2 separate regions of the Homo sapiens genome follow, and region 1 is linked to region 2. Evidence: read pairs that join two places in POLR2A ChIA-PET (ENCODE). Cell type or tissue: GM12878. All regions are shown on one strand. Links, peaks and the distances in the headings refer to the core of each region. The heading gives the core; the rest is flanking DNA. Region 1 holds the start of CDHR5 (cadherin related family member 5). Region 2 has its middle 14 kb from the start of B4GALNT4.

Region 1 (11,151 bases), core at 1,179-9,178, 270 kb before region 2:
AATGCAAGGGTGAACGAACAGACGAAATTCAATGTCATACACCACATTAACAGAATGAAGAAAAACCCACGCGATCATCCCAACTGATGCAGAAAAAACCATTTCATAAAATTCAAAACCCTTTCATGATAATAAGACTCAATAAACTAGGAATAGAAACAAACTTCATCAGGCCGGGCGCCGTGACTCATGCCTGTAATCCCAGCACTTCGGAAGGCCGAGGCGGGTGGATCACTTGAGATCAGGAGTTCAAGACCAGATGCCCAACATGTTGAAATCCCATCTCCACTAAAAATACAAAAATTAAAATTAGCTGGGCATGGTGGCGCACGCCTACAGTCCCAGCTACTCAGGAGGCTGAGACACGAGAATTACGTGAATCCAGGAGGTGGAGGCTGCAGTGAGACGAGATCGCACCACTGCACTCCACCCTGAATGACAGAGGGGGACTGTCTCAAACAAACAAACAAAATACAAACACAGCTAACATCATACTCAATGGTGAGAAACAAAAAGCCTTTGAAAGAGACAAGGATGCCCACTGCTGCTGCTTCTGTTCAACATTGTTCTGGACATTCTAGCAAGAGCATTACTCAAGAAAAAGAAATTAAAGGTATCCAAAATTGGAAAAGAAAACTATTTCTACTTGCAGATGACATGGTCTTATGTATAGAAGATCCTCCACAACAGGCCAGGCTTGGTGGCTCAAGCCTGTAATCCCAGCACTTTGGGAGGCTGAGGCGGGCGGATCTCAAGGTCAGGAGATCGAGACCATCCTGGCTAACATGGTGAAACCCCGTCTCTACTAAAATTACAAAAAATTAGCCGGGCGTGGTGGCGGGCACCTGTAGTCCCAGCTACTCAGGAGGCTGAGGCAGGAGAATGGCGTGACCCTGGGAGGCGGGGCTTGCAGTGAGCCAAGATCGTGCCACTGCACTCCAGCCTGGGCAACAGACCAAGACTCTGTCTCAAAAAAAAAAAAAAAAGAAAGACACCCCATCTCTACTAAAAATACAAACATTAGCTGGGTGTGGTGGCGTGAGCCTATAGTCACAGCTTTTTGGGAATCTGAGGTGGGAGGATCCTTTGAGTCCAGGAGGTTGAGGCCGCAGTGAGCTGTGATTGAGCCAACATATTCCAAGCTGGGCAACAAAGTGAGACCCTGTCTCAAAATAAAATAAATAATGAAAATGAGTAAAGGACTTGAATAGACATTTCTTCAAAGAAGATACCCAAATGGCCGGGTTCAGTGGCTCACGCCTGTAATCCCAGCACTTTGGGAGGCCGAGGCAGGCGGATCCCTTGAGGTCAGGAGTTCGAGAACAGTCTGGCCAACATGGTGAAACCCCGTCTCTACTACAAATACAAAAATTAGCTGGGTATGCTGGCGGGCGCCCATAATCCCAGCTACTTGGGAGGCGGAGGTGGGACAATCGCTTGATCCCGGGAGGCAGAGGTTACAGTGAGCCAAGAACACGCCACTGCACTCCAGCCTGGGCAACAGTGCGAGACTCTGTCTTAAAAAAAATATGGCTGGGCACGGTGCCTCACATCTGTAATCCCAGCACTTTGGGAGGCCGAGGTGGGCGGATCATGAGGTCAGGAGATGGAGACCATCCTGGCTAACATGGTGAAACCCCGTCTTTACTAAAAATACAAAAAAATTAGCCAGGCATGGTGGCGGGCACCTGTAGTCCCAGCTACTCAGGAGGCTGAGGCAGGAGAATCGCCTGAACCTGGGAGGTGGAGGTTGCAATGAGCCGAGATCGCACCATTGCACTCCAGTCTGGGTGACAGAGCGAGACTCCGTCCCCAAAACAAACAAACAAACAAAAAATATACATATGTCACACACAAATGGCCACAAAGCACTTGAAAAGATGCTCAACCTCATTAGTCACTGGGGAAATGCAAATCAAAACCACAGTAAGATACCATTCCATATCCATTAGGATGGCCATGGTAGTAAATAAATAAATAAATAAATAAATAAAAATACCAAGTGTTAAGGATGAGGAGACATTCACTGCTTTTGGGAATATAAAATGGTCACTGTGAGAAGAAGTCCAGCAGTTCCTCAACAAGTTTCACGTAGAGTTGCCATATGACTCAGTGGGTATGTTACATACCCAAAAGAAGTGAAGACAGGTGTTCAAATAAAAGCTTGTATGTAAATGTTCACAGCGGCACTATTCACAATATACAAAAGGGGCCGGGCATGGTGGCTCACGCCTGTAATCTCAGCACTTTGGGAGACCGAGGTGGGCAGATTGCTTGAGGCCAGAAGTTCAAGACCAGCCTGGCCAACATGGTGAAACCCCATCTCCACTGAAAATACACAAAGTACTGGCCGGGCACAGTGGCTCATGCCTGTAACCCTAGCACTTTGGGAGGCCGAGGCGGGTGGATCACCTGAGACCTGGAGTTGGAGACCAGCCTGGCCAACAGGGTTAAACCCCGTCTCTACTAAAAATACAAAAATTAGCCGGGCGTGGCAGGTGCCTGTAATCCCAGCTACTTGGGAGGCTGAGGCAGGAGAATAGCTTGAACCCGGGAGGCGGAGGTTGCAGTGAGCTGAGATCAGGTCAGTGCACTCCAGCCTGGGTGACAGAGTGAGAGTCCGTCTCTAAAGTAAATAAATAAATAAATATTTTTTAAAAATACAAAAATTAGGGGGTGTGGTGGTGCATGCCTGTAGTCCCACTACTTAGGAGGCTGAGGCAGGGGAATCACTTAAACCTGGTAGGCGGAGGTTGCAGTGAGCGGAGATCATATACTGCACTCCAGCCTGGGCAACAGAACGAGATTCTGTCTCAAGCAGACAAACAAACACAATATATACAAGGTAGAAATAAACCAAACGTCCTCAGCAGGTGAATGGATGAACCAAATGCAGTGTGATTTTTCCATTAAAATGAATGAAATTCTGGGGCCAGGCGCGGTGGCTCCTGCGTGTAATCCCAGCACTTTGGGAGGCTGAGGCGGGCGGATCACCTGAGGTCAGGAGTTCAAGACCAGCCTGACCAATATGGCAAAACCCTGCCTCCATGAAAAGTACACAATTAGCTGGGCATGGTGGTGCTGTAATCCCAGCAACTCCAGAGGCTGAGGCAGGAGAATTGCTTGAACCCAGAAGGCGGAAGTTGCAGTGGGCCAAGATCGCGCCATTGCACTCCAGTCTGGGCAACAAGAGTGAAACTCCATCTCAAAACAAATAAATAAAAATAAATAAATAAATAAAAATAGTGACCAGGGTCTTGCTATGTTTCCCAGGCTGGTCTCGAACTCCTGGCCTCAAACCATCCTCCTGCCTCACCGTCTCAAGTAGCCGAGACCACAGGCATGTACCACCATGCCCAGCTTTTAGGATTTTATTGGTATGAAATACCCAGAACAGGCAGATCCACAGAGACAGAAAGTAAATTCATTGTTACTCAGGAGCTGAAGGGATGGGGGAAGGGGAGGTAAATGCTTTATGGATTTGAGATTTTCCATCTGGGGAGTAAAAAGTTCTGGAACTAAACAGCGGTGCTGGTTGTATAATTCCGTGACCGTACTAAGTATCACTTCATACTTTAAAATGGCTAAAATGGTAAGTTTCATGTTATGCATGTTTTCCCACAATAAAAAAAAAAACAAAACTCAGCAGTAGAGAACAATTTAAAAACGGGCAAGAGATGTGAAGATACATTTAACCCACGACAACATGCAAATGGAAACAAGCACCTGGAAAGAGGTTCGGAATCACCCGCCACTGGGGAAATGCAACTAAGACCACAAGGAGGTGTTGCCGCAGAGAGAATGGCTGAAGGTTAAAAATAGCGACTGCAGGGATGTTGACAGTGTGCAGAGAAAGTGAGGCCGGGCGCTGTGGCTCACGCCTGTAATCCCAGTGCTTTGGAAGGCCGAGGCAGGTGGATCACTTGAGGTCAGGAGTTTCAGACCAGCCTGGGCAACATGGTGAAACCCTGTCTCTACTAAAAATATAAAAATTAGCCAGTCATAGTGGCAGGCACCTGTAATCCCAGCTACTTGGAGGGCCGAGGCACAAGAACTGCTTGAAACCGGGAGGCGGAGGTTGCAGTGAGCTGAGATGGCCCCACGGCACTCCAGCCTGGGTGACAGAACGAGACTCCCTCTGAAAAAGAAAGAAAGGAAGGAAAGAAAGGAAGAAAGGAAGAAGAAAGGAAGAAAGGAAGAAAAAGAAAAAAAGAAAGAAAGAAAGAAAGAAAGAAAAAGAAAGAAAGAAAGAAAGAAAGAAAGAAAGAAAGAAAGAAAGAAAGAAAGAAAGAAAAGCAAGCAAGCCAGCAAGCCAGCCAGCCAGCCAGCCCCACATTGCTGGCGGGGCTGTGAAATGATGCAAACGCTGGGGAAAATATTGTGGCTGATTTAACAGACGGATACAGTGCATGACTCGCAACCACAGCAGAACATCAAAGGGCTTGACGGCCATTTCTCCGTCCACTCCATGATGTATAAATGGCTCACAGACACTTGAGAACATGCTCCACATCGCTGGCCATTAGGGAGATGCCAATCAAAACCGCAGCGAGACACCACGTCGCACCCACCGGCATCGTTAGTACGCGACAAACAAAAAGCCACAAAGTAGCAAGTGTTGGCGAGGACAAGAACCGTGTCCCTGCTGCGCTGCTGGGAAGACAGTTTGGCGTTTCCTCAGAATATTTAACACATAATTACTCTGTCACCCAGCAATTCCCTCATAACTATACACCAAGAACGCTTGAAAACGGGATCGGGAAGCGCCGTTTGCACACCCACGTTCACAGCAGCGTTACTCGCCGTCGCCCCAAAGGGGAGGCAGCCCAGGTGTCCATCAAGATGCCCACAGATGAGCGGACGCGGTCGATGCGGTCCCTGCACACAGCGGGACACAGTTCCCCACAAAAGGGAAGGAGATTCCCACACAGGCCAGGCCGCGGCGGCGAAGGCGGAGGATGCTGCGCTGAGAATCCAGCCGGTCTCCAAAGGACAAATCCCGTGAGGCTCCCCCTGCGCGCAGTCCCTGGAAGCGCTGAATCCACAGACAGAAAGTGGACGGGGCGCCGGGGCTGAGGAGGGGAGGGGGCGTTTGATGGGGACAGAGCTTCATTCTGGGAGGACAGGAGAGTCTGAGAACGGATTTTGGGAGGACGGGAGCGTCTGTGAACGGATTTTGGGAGGACGGGAGCGTCTGTGAACGGATTTTGGGAGGACGGGAGCGTCTGTGAACAGATTTTGAGAGGACGGGAGAGTCTGAGAACGGATTTTGGGAGGACGGAAGAGTCTGAGAATGGATTTTTGGAGGACGGAAGAGTCTGAGAACGGATTTTGGGAGGACGGGAGCGTCTGTGAACGATTTTGGGAGGACGGGAGCGTCTGTGAACGATTTTGGGAGGACGGGAGCGTCTGTGAACGATTTTGGGAGGACGGGAGCGTCTGTGAACGGATTTTGGGAGGACGGGAGCGTCTGTGAACGGATTTTGGGAGGACGGGAGCGTCTGTGAACGGATTTTGGGAGGACGGGAAAGTCTGAGAACGGATGGTGGGGATGGATGCACCGAATGATCCTGAATCGCGCACTTCAAAGCAGATAAAATGGCAACACCGGCCCCCCAACAGTCACGCCACGCTGAAGCTGGAGACGAACTCGCCCCAGCAAGGTGCTCCAGGGGCCTCCGGAACTCCGGCCGCAGCCCCTTCCCCGGGGCCCCCCAGTCCCCCCCCAAACCCTCCCCCAAGCCCTCCGGCCCCTCCGCCCCCGCAGGCTCCGAGGCTTCGCGGTGCGGTTCCCTCTGCGGGTCCCAGGCCCGCGCTCCGTTCGCCCCCCAGGCCGGGACGTCCCCCTCCCCCAGCCGGCCGAGGGGCGCCAGCGCGGCGGAGGGGGCGGGAGGCCGGGCCGGGGCGACAGCTGGGGGGGCGGCCCTGACCTTCCCGGGATCGCTGGGCGCGGCCGGGCCGTCCCCTTTCCGGGCGCCGCCATAAAGGGGCCTTGCGGGGGCCCGGGGCCGTGGCCGCAGCGCTCAGCTCCTGCGCCCCGACCCCGCCATGGCCCCCCGGCCCCTCCTGCTGCTGCTGCTGCTCCTCGGGGGCTCCGCCGCGCGCCCCGCGCCCCCCAGGTGAGCCGCCCGCCAGGCCCGCCCGCCCCCCGGGCCCCACCCGCCCCCAGTGCGCCCTGACCCCGACCCCCGACCGCCCGCAGGGCCCGGCGACACTCAGACGGGACGTTCACCAGCGAGCTCAGCCGCCTGCGGGAGGGCGCGCGGCTCCAGCGGCTGCTACAGGGCCTGGTGGGGAAGCGCAGGTGAGGCCGGGTGGGGTGGGGGGTCCTGGCGTGGTGCCCCAGCAGCAACGCGCGACCCCCCAGCTCCAGGACTAACTCTGTTTTGGGGCGGGGGGCAGCGAGCAGGACGCAGAGAACAGCATGGCCTGGACCAGGCTCAGCGCGGGTCTGCTCTGCCCGTCAGGGTCCAACATGCCCATCCTGCAGGCCTGGTGAGCACCCGCCCCACCGCAGACCCCACTCCAGACCCCACCCCAGACCCCTCCTTCTGTCCTGGCCTCCCCGGGTCAGCGCTGGTGGCCACTGGAGGCCCAATTCCAGCAGCGGGGCCGGGGTCTCCAGCCCCAGCCCTCAGACCCTCACGTGCTGTCTCTGCAGGATGCCCCTGGACGGGACCTGGTCTCCCTGGCTGCCCCCTGGGCCTATGGTTTCAGAACCAGCTGGCGCTGCTGCAGAAGGAACCTTGCGGCCCAGATGAGGAAGGAACCCCCTCACCACCTGCCCGGCCCAGGAGCGCAGCTGCATTTGGGGTGGGGGGCAGGATGGGGGAGAGGGGGAGGGGTGGTACTTGGCACCAATAAAGGAGGAATCAGACCCAGACGCTGGGAGTTGTCTGTGTCCACTCAGTGTAATCGAGGCAACCCCTGTGTAGCGGGGCTGAGGGATGGATGGAGGCCCATCCACCCAGGAGGGACTGACCACACCCAGCTGCCCTTTACACCTGCAGGCACGGCGGCCCCTCATCCTTATCTCTGGCATCAGGGCCACCTCCTGTACCTCGACTAAGTACTGCAGGGCCCCGCCCCACCCCTTGTCATCCATTAGGAAACATTCTGGGGCTCGGGGGATCCCGGACACCCTCTCAGCTCCTGCCCGGGGGCCCATGTGGTCAGTGTTTCTGTAAGGGGTAGTGGGGAGGGTGTGAAGGGGCCAGGGGGGCTCAGGCGGGCAGGAAGAGGGGAGGGTGGAGGTGTCACCTGGGGTGCCAGGAATCCACTCTGGCGTGAGGACTCCGGACCCTCTGTCTCGTGTGGCCTCGGACCAGTGGCTTGACCCCTCAGAGCCTGTGGAGCACGGAGCGTGCAGGGCTTGAAGGCGACCATGAGGGCACCGTGCAGGGTTAGGACACTGAGCCCAGCCCCAGCCATGAGAGGCCAGAAGCTTCGGCGCACAGGCCTGGAGGAGGAGAACTCCACCTACCCCTCACGACAGCCACTTCCTCGCCCCGACCCTACCCAGTGGCCTCTCCCTAGAGCTGGGGGCTTCTGGGGGGCCAATGAAAAGAGCAGGGCAAGTGTCGAGTCTCACCTCACCCCCTCTGTCGGGCACCAGGGCCCCCCAGGAACTCCCAGCTGCCCCTCACAGCCCCGCCTTAGCCTCAGTCACTAAGGCCCTGTCCAGCCCCGCCCTGAGAAGCCGACTTGTCTCTGGGGCAGGCAGGGGTGTCCCCAGGACACAGTGAGGAGAGCCTTTTCCTTCAGAACCTGCTGTCAGGCAGGGAGGGAGGTGCTCCCTGGGGAACACCCGGGTTCTGAGCCTCAAGGGGTGGCCTTAGGAACTTTGCCTGAGGGAGATCTTAGGGGAGGAGCCAAGCCAGGGCAGCCTGGGCTAGGGAGGCAGGTTCCAGACACCCCGACACCAAGGGCCGAGCCCCCGCCCCCAGCCCCCAGCTTCTCTCCCACACCCTAGCCCTGCCCCTGCCCTGCCCCTACCCCCACGGCACCCATGAGCCGCTCTCCAGTCCCTTCTGCCCTGTGCCTCGGTGCCTGTGACCTGAGCCCCCTGGTTGACCCCTGCACTCAGTCCAACTTGGGCCAAACGACTGCCCCTCCTTCTGGCAGTGGGCTGGACCAGCCGGCCAGCGGGAGCCCCCTTGGCAGAAGCCGGTCGTAAAGGATCATAAACTGGGCGGCGTCTGGCTGGGGCGAAGGTCGCTGAGGTAGGAACTGCGCCAGTCCTAGACGCCAGACCCGCTCAGACCCTCCTGCCAGGTGACAGCCGCCAAGATGGGGTCTTGGGCCCTGCTGTGGCCTCCCCTGCTGTTCACCGGGCTGCTCGTCCGACCCCCGGGGACCATGGCCCAGGCCCAGTGTATGTGCGGGCAGGGGTAGGTGGGGCACGGGCGGCGGGGAGCCAGGGGCTGGGAGGCACTGATCCCTCCTCTGCAACCTTACAGACTGCTCTGTGAACAAGGACATCTTTGAAGTAGAGGAGAACACAAATGTCACCGAGCCGCTGGTGGACATCCACGTCCCGGAGGGCCAGGAGGTGACCCTCGGAGCCTTGTCCACCCCCTTTGCATTTCGGATCCAGGGAAACCAGCTGTTTCTCAACGTGACTCCTGATTACGAGGTGTGGGCGGCAGGCGGGCGGGATATGGGGGTCCCGGGAGAAGGGCACCTGCATCCTCAGGCCACACCTCCCTTGGGGGCCTAGGAGTTCTATGCCTGCGGGCATCCACTGACACCCATGCTTGGTGGTGCCTGCCCTAGAAGGCTGGGCCATTTCGGGATGAAGCTGCCTGGGCCCACACCCTCAGCACTGACCACTGATGATGGGGACCCTGGGCCAGCGCCTGCCCACTTGGCCTCAGTCTCCCCACCTGTGGGGCAGGACGGTGACTGCAGACCTGTCTACATCCACAGGAGAAGTCACTGCTTGAGGCTCAGCTGCTGTGTCAGAGCGGAGGCACATTGGTGAGTCCCCGCCCCGCTCTCCCCGCCCCACCCGGCCACCTCTGCTGGGCTCTGCCCTGCCGGTCCAGGACCAGTCTTTGATGACGTCAGCTAGGGTGTGGTTTCAAATTCCACCCCCCCGAGGGTGATGCCCACATTTCCTCCAGTCCAGACTCTGCCCTGAGCTGTGGAGTCCCCGTCACTGACCCCTTGTCCAGCAGACACCCCATCCAGTGTGCCCAAGACTCCCACCCACTCCCTCAACCATCCACAAGGGAGGCACCTTTATCCTGCCAGTCACGGGGACCACCTTGGTTCCCACTCGCCCTCCCTCCCCACGTGTCCCCCACAGCCCCCCACTGGTAAATCTGTTGGCTGTGCCCCAGCTCGACCCAGAAATCCAGAGTCTGTCCACCTCCAGTCCCATCAGGGCCGGGACACCAGCACTCATTTTGGGAAACTTCCAGCTGGCCCACCGGCTTCCCTGTTGCCCTTTGCTGGCCCCAGTCCACTCCACGTGGCAGAACAGCCCCTGTGGATGTTGTAAACCAAGGCTGCCCAGCCCACCCCAGCCCTCCACGGCTCCTTTCTCACCGAGTCAAACCCAGACATACTGTGCAGAGGCTCCACTGCAGCCTCAGGGCTCCCGCCAGGCACGCCCCTCCCTCACCGGCTCAGGACTGCAGTCTTCAGAGAAATCCCAACCACCCTATGCCCTGTTGCATCCCAGCCCCGCTCCCCCAACATCCTGCTTCTTGACCGGCGGCATTTTTTTCGGCTTTATTAAGGAAAATTGCAGAATCCTGAGGCCAGCACAGGCCCCCTCACCTACCAGCACACAGCAGGCTCTGTGCCCTCCATGCACCACGGCACGTCACCTGCACATATCTTGGGATATGTCTCTGAAAGAGAGAGACTCTTTTTTGAGACAGAGTCTCACTCTGTCACCCAGGCTGGCGTGCAGTGGAGCGATCTCGGCTCACTGCAACTTCCGCCTCCCGGGTCCAAGCGATTCTCCTGCCTCAGCCTCTTGAGTAGCTGGGATTACAAGCATGCGCCACCACGGCCGGCTAATTTTTGTATTTTTAGTAGCGACGGGGTTTCTCCATGTTGGTCAGGCTGGTCTCAAACTCCTGACCTCAGGTGATCTGCCCGCCTCGGCCTCCCAAAGTGCTGGGATTACAGGTGTGAGCCACCGTGCCCGGCTGACAATCCAGTTTCTTCACAAATAAATCTCCAGGAAAAAAGATGGGAGAAAGGGAAAGGTACAGATGAACAGAAACTCAGGAGAATTACCAACCAGGTCCATAATGTGGGCCCTGATTCAAACAAACAATTGTTAAAAAACCCTTCAGAGACCACGGGGAATGTGGCATCCTGGACATTTGAGGTAGAAAGTGACCGCTTTTCCCAGGTGTGACAACGACATTGTGGTTATGTTCTAAAAAGAAGAGTCCTGGCTGGGCGCCGTGGCTCACACCTGGAATCCCAGCACTTTGGGAGGCCGAGGCGGGTAGATCACCTGAGGTCAAGAGTTCGAGACCAATGTGGCCAAAATGGTGAAACCCCGTCTCTACTAAAAATACAAAAATTAGCTGGGCATGGTGGCAGGCACCTGTAATCCCAGCACTTTGGGAGGCCGAGGTGGGCAGAGGCCGAGGCAGGAGAATCGCTTGAACCTGGGAGGCAGAGGTTGCAGTGAGCCGAGATCACACCACTGTACTCCAGCCTGGGTGACGACAGAGCGAGACTGTATCCAAAAAAACCCAAAAACCAAAAAACAAAAACAAAAACCAAAAAAAAAAAAAAACAGAGAAAAGAAAATGGATTGTCTTTCCTCACCTGAGATTCTGCTGGCTGCATCCCCAAGTACCTGCATTATTTTTCTGTGGAGCACCTGCCACCTCCTGGCTTTATAAAGTCCTTTTTGTCTGTTGTTATAAGTCCTGCCAGGACAGGCACCACCAGGCAGAGATTTGTCTCTTGTGATCTCTGAATCCCAACGCCTAGAGCTGTGCAGCCCCTGTAGCCCCCCAACAACTGAATGAGCGAGTGGACGGATGGCCGTCGAGGGGTGCACCCCACTCACGGCGGGGACGGGTGGCCGTTGAGGGGTGCACCTCACTCACGGCGGGGACGGGTGGCCGTTGAGGGGTGCACCTCACTCACAGCAGGGACGGGTGGCCGTCGAGG
Region 2 (11,151 bases), core at 1,240-9,239:
TTGTGTCTTTATTTCTACACTCTCTCGTCTCTGCACATGGGGAGAAAAACCCACCGACCCTGTGGGGCTGGACCCTACACCCATGAGGCCGCAAGGAGCGTGTGGATTTGCTGCTCAGTGAAAGCCTGTCAGGAGCAGACGTTACGCTAACCACCGTCTGATTATTTTTTACAGCAATTCCCTGTCCTTCTTCCAGATCCTCCTGCCTTCCACACAGGCCAAAGAAGGCAGGCAAACGGGGCTGTGGTGGAGTCTCCAGCCCCTGCATCGTCAGGTCCACGATGTGGCACTGATCTCTGCTGTCCCTCCAGGGAGGCGGGTCAGGTCCGCGATGGTGGCACCGATCTCTGCTGTCCCTCCAGGGAGGCAGGTCAGGTCCTGGATGGTGGCACCGATCTCTGCTGTACCTCCAGGGAGGCGGGACTTATTTCGATTGACTGTTTTCCTGGGTAGAGGCAGCTCTATGGCCTCCATCTGGCCTTTTCCAACATGAGACCCCTCACCCCATGGGTCAGGGACCAATGTAGGATTCTGAGGATGTCTGTGCCACTGATGCATTCCAAAACCAGAGAGCAGGTCACTGGCCTCGCCGAGAGACAGATCTGAGCTAGAACTCACGGATCACCTGACGGCCACAAGCCCCTGCTTTGCCAGGCAGATACCACCGTGGAATTAACGTCCGTGCACAGCCAGGTCCCTGAAAAGTCTGTATCTCTCGTTCCCTTCATAGCCATCTGGTGCGTGGTTCTTAGGGGCCCATGGGAAGTCCAGGAAGGAGATTTACAGTAAAATCCTCGGCAATGTCATTGGGTCCTTCCTCAGGGCCTGGCTCCGTGGACTGGCTCAGAATGGAAACTGGCAGAGGGGCCACAGCTCTGTTGTGAGGAACCCAGGCTTCTTGCTGTGGACTGAACAAATCTGTATGTTGAAGCCCTAAGCCTGTGTGACGGCATTTGGAGGGGGCCCTTGGGAGGTGATTAGGGTCAGATGAAGTCCTGAGGCTGGGCCCCCAGGATGGGGTTGATGCCCTGATAACAGGGGAGTCCAGAGCTCATGCACTGTCTCCCCACAAATTCTCTCTCTCTCCCCATGTCTCTCTCTCCCTCTGTCCTCCATCTATCTCCCTGTCTCTGTCTCTCCTCATCTCCCTCTCCCTCTCTGTCTCTCCCCATCTCTCTCTGTCTCTCTCTCCCTCATGTCTCTCTCCCTGTCTGTCTCTCCCCTATCTCTCTCCCTCTATCTCTCTCTCCCTATCTCTCCCCCATCTCTCTCTCCTGTCTCTGTCTCTCCCCCATCTCTTTCTCTCCTCTCTGTCTCTCCCCCATCTCTCTCTCCCTCTGTCTCTCTCTCTCCGTTTCTCTCTCTCTCCCTCTCTGTCTCTATCTCTCCCCCATCTCTCTCCCTCTGTCTCTCTCCCTCTCTGTCTCTATCTCTCCCCCATCTCTCTCTCCCTCTCTCTGTCTCTCCCCCATCTCTCTCTCCCTCTGTCTCTCTCTCTCCGTTTCTCTCTCTTTCCCTCTCTGTCTCTATCTCTCCCCCATCTCTCTCCCTCTGTCTCTCTCCCTCTCTGTCTCTATCTCTCCCCCATCTCTCTCCCTCTATCTCTCTCCCTCTCTGTCTCTATCTCTCCCCCATCTCTCTCTCCCTCTCTCTGTCTCTCCCCCATCTCTCTCTCCGTTTCTCTCGCTCTCCCTCTCTGTCTCTATCTCTCCCCCATCTCTCTGTCCTGTCTCTGTCTCTCCCCCATCTCTCTCTCCCTCTGTCTCTTTCTCTCTCTCTTTCTGTCTGTCTCTCCCCTGACATGCACGTGCTGAGGAAAGGCCCTGGGAGGACACAGTGAGTTGGAGCTTCTGAACCTGACCACGCTGGCACCCTGATCTCAGGCTTCCAGCAGCCAGAAAGGTGAGAAAATACATTTCTGTTCTGTGGTGTTTTGTAATGGCAGACTGAGCTGACTGACTCACTTCTATCCACCACACCTAGAGTTTTTCTGATGACACAGATCAAGTGAGGCTTCAGCAGGCAGCCCCCATGCCTAGGGGTGCCTTGATGGCTCAGCCAGCTCCAAGGGCTTCTGCAGGTGGAGCCATGCTGATCCCGCCTGGGCCACACCTCCTGTCTGTAGACATGAGGTGCCACCCCAGTCCTGCCATGCTGGGGCCGGCAGAGACCCCATTTCCAGGGCCCACTGCAACACCTAATTGTGCCTTTCACAATTAGGGAGGAGGGGGCATGACAACACAGTCAGTTTCGCTTTTTTTTTTTTTTTTTTTGAGAGGGAGTCTCGCTCTGTCGCCCAGGCCGGAGTGCGGTAGAGTGATCTCGGCTCACTGCAAGCTCCGCCTCCTGGGTTCAAGCGATTCTCCTGCCTCAGCCTCCTGAGCAGCTGGGAGTACAGGTGCCCGCCACCACACCCGGCTAATTTTTGTGTTTTTGGTAGAGATGGGATTTCACCAGGTTGGCCAGGATGGTCTCAAACTCTTGACTTCAGATGATCCACCTGCCTTGGCCTCCCAAAGTGCTGGGATTACAGGCATGAGCCACTGTGCCCGGCCCCAGTTTAGCATTTTTAAAAAACGAATGGACTTTATTTTTCGGAAGGGTTTGAGATTTACAGAAATAACACAGAGAGCTTCCCCGCCCCCCAGCTCCACCAACAGTTCCCCTCGTTTTTACCGTCTGGCTTAGTTCGGTGTATTTGTTATAATGAATGAACCAGTATTAATGCGTTATTGACCAAATAAAGTCACAGTTGGTCCAGAGTCCCTCATTTGTTTTCCCTGACATCCTTTCTGTGTTCCAGGACCGCGTTCCTCAGCGTCTGTCTCCCGGGGCCTCTGGGCTGGGCCGTTTTGCTTTTGACGACCTGGACAGCTCAGAAGAGGCCGGGTGTGTTGGCGGGGTGCCCCTGCTGAGATTCGCCTGCTCTTTTTGTCATGAGGAGGCTGGGGTTATAGGTTTCTTGGAAGAAGATTCCAGAGGTAAAGCAGCATCTGCATCCATCCTAACATCGCCGGTGCGACTCATAACTCGACGCCTGCCTCGTCTTCTGCAGAGACAGAGCCCGTCAGGCTCCTCTGTGCAAACCACGATGGATCAGCTCCATCGGTTTCTGCAGGTGGAGCCGCGCGGAAGGAGCCCAGCCCTTCCCACCCCGCGCTCTCTGGAAGGACGGCCCTGCGCCAGCCCACGTCGAGGGGCTGGGAGGGGCTCTGCTCCTCCTTAGGGGCAGTGTCTACGCCATTGGTTTAGAATTCTTCTGCACGGGAGATTTGTCTCTTCTCCCCCATTTATAAATTTATATCGCCATGCACTTGTAGGTATTTACAGCACACTTTGGGTTAGGATGTAGAATGAGGTGTTGCTCAAATTGTGGGAGTTCACTCAGTTGGACCCTGGGTCCACGGGCATATTTACATTGTGTGTGTATGCGTGTGCATGTGTATGTGTATACGTGTGTATGTGTACGTGTGTGTGCATGTGTATGTGTTTAGTGTGTGTATGTGTATGTGGTGTATATGTGGGTATATGTGTGTATGCATGGTGTGTGTGTATGTGCGTGGTGCCTGTGTGTACGTTGTATGTGTGGTGTGTATGTGCATTTGTGAGCATGGTGCATATCTGTGATGTGTATGTGTATGTTGTCTGTATGTGTGTGCATGGTGCATGTGTGTGTGGTATATGTGTATATGTGTGGTGTATATGTGTGGTGTGCGTGTGTGTATGTGTTTGTGGTGTGTGTATGTTGTGTGTGGTGTGGGTGTATGTATGGTGTGTGTGTGTAAAAGTGTGTATGTATGCGTGTTTGTGGTGTGTGCATTGTGTGTGTTTATGGTGTGTATGTGTGTGTTGTGTGCATGTTGTGTGTTTGTGGTATGTGTGTGTTGTGTGTATGTGTATGGTGTGTGTGTGTATGTATGTTTGTGGTGTGTATGTACATGGTGCCTTTGTGTGTGGTGTGTGTATATGTATGTGCATGGTGCACATATGTGTGTTTGTGGTGTGTGTACATGCATGGTGCCTCTGTGTGTGGTGTGTGTAGTCTGTGTGTATATGTGTGTGCATGGTGCATGTGTGTGTGTATGTATGTGTGCTGTGTATGTGTGTGATGTATGTATGTGTGTGGTGTGTTTGTGGTGTGTGTATGTGTGTGGTATGTATAGTGTGTGTGTAAAAGTGTATCTATGTATGCATGTTTGTGGTGTGTATGTATGTGTTGTGTGTGTATGTGCATGGTGCTTGTGTGTGAGTGTATGTGTGTATGTATGTGGTGTGTATGTGCATGGTGCCTGTGTGTGAGTGTATATGTGTATGTATGTTTGTGGTGTGTGTGTACATTCATGGTGCCCGTGTGTGTGGTATGTGTGTATATGTGTGTGCATGGTATGTGTGTGTATGTGTGTATGTATGTGTGCTGTGTATGTGTGTGATGTGTGTGGTGTGTTTGTGGTGTGTGTGTTGTGATGTGTATGTGTGTATGTGCATGGTGCATGTGTGTATGTGTGTGTGCTGTGTGTATGTGTGTGGTGTGTATGTATGTGCACTGTGCCTGTGTATGTGTGTGTGACATATGTATGTATGTGGTGGCTGTATATGTGTGTGCATGGTGCGTGTGTGTGTGGTGTGTATGTGCATGGTGCATGTGTATATGTGTGGGGTGTGTCCGTGCATGATGCATGTATGTGCGTGGTGTGTATATGTGTGTGCATGGTGCATGCGTGTGTATGTATGTTTGTGGTGTGTATGTGTGTGCATGGTGCATGTGTTTGTGGTGTGTGTGCATGTTGCATGTGTGTATGTGTGTCACGTGTGTATGTGGTTTGTGTATATTTGTGTGCACGGTGCTTGTGTGGTGTGTGTGTATGTCCATGGTGTGTGTGTGATGTGTGTATGTGTGTGGTGTGTGTATGTATGTGCATGGTATGTGTGTGACATGTATATATGTGGTGTGTGTATATGTGTGTGCATGGTACGTGTGTGTGGGGTGTGTATGTGCATGGTGTGTGTGCCCCGCCCCCCAGGCGCTTTCTCCGTTTCCCCGAAGTGACGACCGCACCTCGGCCGGAAGCGGGGAGGGGCCGCCTCGTGGGAGCGCGGACGGGCAGAGCCCTTTGTGTTCGGGACGGGGCGGGACGCGCTGGGTGCGGGGAGACCCCCTGCGCCCCGGCCCTGCTGTGGAGGAAGGGGCTCTAGACGGGGCGGGGCGCTCCTCCGCGTGCTGCGTGTCTGGGGGCCCGAAACGCAGACCCGCCCCCCCACCGTTGGAACGAGCCCCCCCACCGTTGGAACGCGCCGCCCCCCCCTTCCCCCGCTCCAGGCGGCTCCCTGGAGAGCAGCTGGGAAACGCCCCACCCCCATCCATTCCTGGCCGCGCTTTCAGGGCTGTTTTCCTCGGGCTGGGAAACGCCCCGCCCCGTTCCATTCCCGGCCGTCGGTTCGGGAATGTTTTCCTGGCGCACAGCCCTGGGAGGCCTCCCGGGCGCCGAGGGCAGCGCTGGTCACCGTCCCGCGTGGCAGCCAGTGTCTGGGGGCAGAGTGTCCAGGAAGCTGCGCCCCCGGGCTCGTGTCCTGCCGCCACTCACTGCGTGGCACGGGTCCCCGGGCCCCTCCAGGCCTTCTGCGGGAGCTGGGGCTTGGGAAGCCGCCGCAGAAGCGGTTCCCTTGGCCACCTCCCTGCCTGAGAAGTCAACCGTCCTTGCCTCTGACCCAGGGGCTCTGTCTTCTGTTGGCCTCCGGGGATCTGTGGCCGGTTCACCCCCTAGCTGGCGAAGCTAGGCGTTTGAACCAGAGCAATTCCATCTTGATTGGGAGCTGGGTAAAATGAGGCTGAAATCCACTGGGCAGCATTTCCAGACGGTGGGAGCTCAGACCCTGCCCGTTTGTGCACAGGAAGCACCCACCGGGCTCCTGAAGTCCACGCGAGCTCCCTTCCCTGAGCTCCAGGCCAAGCTTGGAGTTCCCTCCGCCCCTTAGACCTCAGGCCGACTCGGCTTCCAGAATGCCATCCTCCCTGGACTGCAGTTAAATTAACTTCCTGTGTTCTGAGCCATCTGTTCCCTTCCTACCCTGTTTTCCACCCCAAATTGTTCTTAACCCCATTATTCAGGGCATGTGATAGTGTGGGCGGAGGATTACCCAGGTGCGGAGGCAAAAGACTGAAGGCACATGGCGGGCGCCTGTAGTCCCAGCTACTCGGGAAGCTGAGGCAGGAGAATGGGGTGAACCTGGGAGGCGGAGCTTGCAGTGAGCCCGGATGCGCCACTGCACTCCAGCCTGGGCGACAGAGCGAGACTCTGTCTCAAAAAAAAAAAAAAAAAAAAAAAAAAAAAAAAAGACAAGGCACAAACTTTCAGTATAATAAAGAGAATAAGAATAGTTATAATACAAATTAGAGATGATCATGGACATATCAATCATTAGTATAAACATTATTAATCATTAGCTTTTATCGTGGACATTATCAATCAGTATAAACATTATTAGTCATTAGCTTTTAATATTTCTCTTTGTGGCATTACTAATATAACCTAGGAATAACCGGCGGGTATAGGGTCAGGTGCTGAAGGGACGTTGTGAGAAGTGACCTAGAAGGCAAGAGGTGAGCCCTCTGTCACACCAACATAAGGGCCGCTTGAGGGCTCCTTGGTTAAGCGGTAACGCCAGTGCCTGGGAAGGCACCCGTTACTTAGCCGACCGTGAAAGGGAGTCTTCTTTCCTTGGAGGAGTCAGGGAACACTCTGCTCCACCAGCTTCTTGTGGGAGGCTGGATATTCTCCAGGCCTGGCCCGCAGTCATCCGGAGGCCTAACCCCCTCCCTGTGGTGCTTGAATGATCACACTCCTTGTCCACTTTCATGCTCCTCCCTTACTCCTGGTTCCTCTTTGAAGTTCTTAGAAGATAGCGGTAGAAGAAATAAAGTCTTTGATCTTTCTTTCTTTCTTTTTTTTTTTCTTTTTTTTTGAGACAGAGTCTTGCTCTGTCGCCCAGGCTGGAGTGCAGTGGTGCGATCTCGGCTCACTGCAAGCTCCGCCTCCTGGGTTCACACCATTCTCCTGCCTCAGCCTCCCAAATAGCTGGGACTACAGGCGCCTGCCACCATGCGTGGCTAATTTTTTGTATTTTTAGTAGAGACAGGGTTTCACCATGTTGGCCAGGCTGGTCTTGGCCACGTGACCTCAACTGATCTGCCTGCCTCGGCTTCCCAAAGTGCTGGGATTACAGGCGTGAGCCACTGCGCCCGGCCGTCTTTGATCTTTCTTAAAAGTGCATAGAAGAAAACGCTGACGTATGCTGCCTTCCCTCTCTGCTCCCGCTACCTGTAAGGGAAGGGCCCCTGTCCTATGGTCACATGACTTGCTTGACCTTATCAATCACTTGGACAACTCACCGTTCTTACCCTGCCCCCTTGTCTTGTATGCAATCAATATCAGCGTGCCCAGCCATTCGGGGCCACTACCGGTCTCCGCATCTTGGTGGTAGTGGTTCCCCGGGCACAGCTGTTTTCTCTCTATCTCTTTGTCTTGTGTATTTATTTCTTCCGGTCTCTCGTCTCCACACACGGGGAGAACACCCGCCAAGCCCCGTAGGGCTGGACCCTCCATGATAGAAGTCATGCTTTTAATCAAATGCAACCAATTCAGAATGGCAAATTAGGATATATACCCTTTCCCAAATCCAGTATCCCAGGAGAAATTACGGTACGGTAATTAATCCCCCTCCTCCCGCCAAGCTAAACCTCAGAGAAGTTGAAGTTCTAAAGTTCAAGTCCAAAAATACTGGGAAGGGAAAAACAAACAAAAAAACCGAGGAAACAAACATCAGGGAAAAACCCAGAACCTCGTCATGAAAATAGTGTCCTGTCGCTCTGTTTCTGATTTGCAGCTCACAGCTCGTGTTTCACCCCAGCCTCTGGGGCCGGCTCTGTGCCTGGCCTGAGGCCGATTCACTGGCTCAGTCCACAGAGTTGGGCCTGGCTTCCTGCCCTGGAAACCAGTCGAAGGTTCTCCATAGGAACCTGCCGGGCAGACACAGGGATTTGCTGGTTCTCCAGCAGTGAGTCTGAGATGAAACTGGTGTCTATTCGCAGTCTGATACTTTGCTTTAACAAAAAAACAAAAAGCCAGAAAAACAAAAACAAAACTGGGCTTTGATTTGTTTAGAAAGAGATCTTTCTGAGCGTCTTCTGCTCTCATGGCCTGGGTGCCGCCCACCAATAGCAGCTCGGGCTGGGCCTTCGTTTCCCAGCTGGGGGGACCTTTCAGCCCCTCTAGAGGTAAAGTAACACACCCAAAGTCTCTCTTCTTTAAAAAGGGCTCAGAGTCACTGGGTGAATATGAATTTCATATCATTACCTGTTGAGGTTGCCCAGGTTCTTGGTTTCTTGAACAAAGAACTGGACAAAACCCACAAAGGAAGGAAGGAATGAAGAGATTTACTGAAAAGGAAAGTACACGCCACAGCGTGGGAGCGGCCGGAGCATGGGGCTCAAGGGCCCCATTACAGAATTTTGGGGAGTTTAAATACCTTCTAGAGGATTCCGTTGGTTACTTGGTGTACGCCCTCTGTAAATGGAGAGGATGAAGTAAAGTTACAAAGTCATTTACTGGGTGCAGGCCCTATGGAGAGGATATTTCCTGTCATAGCTGAGGTGTGAATCGGTCTTATGTTCCCTGTCTCCAGGCCTTGTTTTCCTGCCTCACTAGCACCAGGCACACAGTCACACAAGGTGGAAAATGGACTCCGTGTGCCTCCAAGGTGAACACCCTGGCTCTCAGGAGCAGAGACCTAGTGGCATCCCAGGGAGAGTGGAGAGACAGGGAGAGAAATGTTCTGGCTGGTCCAGAGGGCGAAACAGCAGAGACTGTTCTGTCAGAGGCATGTGAACCAGAGCAACTCCATCTTGATTAGGAGCTGGGTAAGATGAGGCTGAGACTTGCTGGGCTGCATCCCCGGACGGTTAAGGCATTCTAAGTCACAGGATGACATAGGAGGTCGGCAATAGCTACAGGTCATAAAGACCTTGCTGATAAAACAGTTTGGAGTAAAGAAGCCGGACAAAGCCCTCCAAAACCAAGATGGTGTCGAGAGTGACCTCTGGTCGTCCTCAGCGCTACACTCCCACCAAGGTCCTGACAGTTTACAGATCCATGGCAAGGTCAGGAAGTTTCTCTACATGGTCTAAAAGGGGAGGCATGAATTATCCACCCCTCGTTTAGCATATCATCAAGAAATAACCGTAAAAATGGGCAGCCCGCAGCTCTCGGGGCCGCTCTGTCTATGGAGTAGCCATTCTTGATTCCTTTACTTTCCTAATAAACTAACTTGCTTTCTTTTTTTTTTTTTTGAGACGGAGTCTCGCTGTCGCCCAGGCTGGAGTGCAGTGTCGCGATCTCGGCTCACTGCAGGCTCCGCCCCCCGGGGTTCATGCCATTCTCCTGCCTCAGCCTCCCGCGTAGCTGGGACTACAGGCGCCCGCCACCACGCCCAGCTAATTTTTTTTTTTTTGTATTTTTAGTAGAGACGGGGTTTCACCGTGTTAGCCAGGATGGTCTCGATCTCCTGACCTCGTGATCCGCCCGCCTTGGCCTCCCAAAGTGGTGGGATTACAGGCGTGAGCCACTGCGCCCGGCCAACTTGCTTTCACTTTATGGACTCCCCCTGATTTCTTTCTTGCATGAGATCCAGGAACCCTCTCTCGGGGTCTGGATCGGGACCCCTTTCCGGTAACATCTTTCTGGCGACCACAGAAGAAAAACTGCAGACTCAAAACCTAGCGTTGGGTAGGTGACATATCTCTGGTGACCTCAGGAGGGGCTCCAGTGCGGAAACCCCCGACCTAAAGGCTAACTTTGGGTAAGTAGTGGGGTCCGGTAACATCTTTCTGGCAAACCCTGAAGGGACAATACTGAGGAGGAGCCCCCGACCCAAAGGAAATAGACTCGGCCCTGACTGGACGACGCTGGGTAAGTGGTGGGGTAGCCGGCGAAGGATGGGATTGGGTGAGAGGCCCACTTAGGGGAGTTAGGGTCTGTCCTAAGACAGAGAGGGTGAAAGCCCACTCTTAATACAAGGCAAGGATGCTTGACCCACCTTGGGTTAGAGACCCACCTTAGGAGGGTTGGTTAGGGTCCCTTTTAAGATTTAGGGGCTTAGAGAGCCCCCTCAGTAAAGTCCCTCTCAGAAAAGTCCCTCTCGGCTGAGAACGGGTTCGGCACGAGGGGACGTTAACGGCTATTCTCTTTGGGTTAATCTGCCTTGCACTCTCTGCTGACGGCTGTGGGTGACAGGATTAGGCACGTACAGGATCGTGGAACATGGGGAGCTTTCTCCTCTCGCAAAAGGGGAACCTGAGAGCTGATGGGACTGCCGGAAAAAGTCCCTTCCCAACAGCAGCCGCCTGAAGTCCTCAGGGTTCCTGCAATGGGCGGGTCTTTCTCTGGCCTCCCTGAGCATTTTGCCTTCCCCACCCTGCCTCAGGCGATGCTTTTCTCTCTCTCCTTTCTCTTTTTTATCTTTTCTATCACTTGGGGCAACCGACTTGCCCAGAGAACACGTGTTGAAACTTGTGGTTGGAGGTTGGATTAACGATGACCGGAGCAAGTTTGAGCCTTGCCAGTGTGATGTTAGGTGCTAAGCAGAGTGGCTGATGTCTCTGTTTTCTCACACGTATTTTGCCCTGGCCAGAACGGAAAGAGGTAACTTCCTTTGTGCTGCAGCTTGGCCCCCAGGGCTGTGGTACAGCCAGTCGTAAGGGAGGAGACCACCCCTCACATTGTCTTATGCCCAATTTCTGCCTCCAGAGAAAGAAGTTAAAAGGCAGAAATGAAATCCACAAGCAGACAGCCCAACGCCACACCCTGGGCCTGGTAGTTAAAGATCGACCGCTGGCTGATCTAATCGGTTATATTACCTATAGATTCCAGACATTGTATAGAAAAGCACTGTGAAAACCCCGTCCCGTCCTGTTCTGATTACCGGTGCATGCAGCCCCCAGTCACATACCCCCTGCTTGCTCAATCGATCACGACCCTCTCACGTGGACCCTCTTAGAGTTGTGAGCCCTGAAGAGGGACAGGAATTGCTCACTCGGGGAGCTCGGCTGTTGAAGATTTGACTCTTGCCAAAGCTCCCGGCCGAATAAAGCCCTTCTTT

The links. ChIA-PET counts read pairs that join two places held together with the same protein. Peaks named below come from ENCODE experiments on the same cell type or tissue, not always from the same donor. Only the 100,000 strongest peaks of a DNase experiment are listed, where the experiment ranks them.
Region 1: POLR2A ChIA-PET joins it to region 2 with 5 read pairs; 1 of 35 experiments calls an interaction of 5 or more read pairs at or near these places.

Annotation. Positions count from the first base shown.
Region 1 is chr11:622,041-633,191 of GRCh38, reverse strand. CDHR5 (cadherin related family member 5) reads left to right here and starts at 8,237. Exons shown (of 15, transcript NM_021924.5): 1 at 8,237-8,374; 2 at 8,460-8,635; 3 at 8,929-8,979. The coding sequence starts at 8,290. SCT (secretin) reads left to right here and starts at 6,011. Exons shown (of 4, transcript NM_021920.4): 1 at 6,011-6,119; 2 at 6,203-6,304; 3 at 6,403-6,495; 4 at 6,662-6,883. The coding sequence starts at 6,049. The coding sequence ends at 6,761. RefSeq lists a silencer at 6,089-6,383 and an enhancer at 5,977-6,477. In GM12878, for the core only: a CTCF peak has its summit at 3,777; no DNase peak of the experiment used is centred there; H3K4me3 peaks cover 782 bases; H3K27ac peaks cover 1,370 bases.
Region 2 is chr11:350,308-361,458 of GRCh38, reverse strand. No RefSeq gene overlaps it. Among named protein-coding and RNA genes, the nearest start is that of B4GALNT4, 14 kb to the left of the region's middle. RefSeq lists silencers at 5,015-5,334, 7,803-7,969, enhancers at 4,630-5,582, 6,769-7,058, 6,564-7,140, 8,370-8,419 and a cis regulatory region at 10,168-10,644. In GM12878, for the core only: no CTCF peak of the experiment used is centred there; DNase peaks (open chromatin) are centred at 5,078 and 6,068; H3K4me3 peaks cover 1,161 bases; H3K27ac peaks cover 3,525 bases.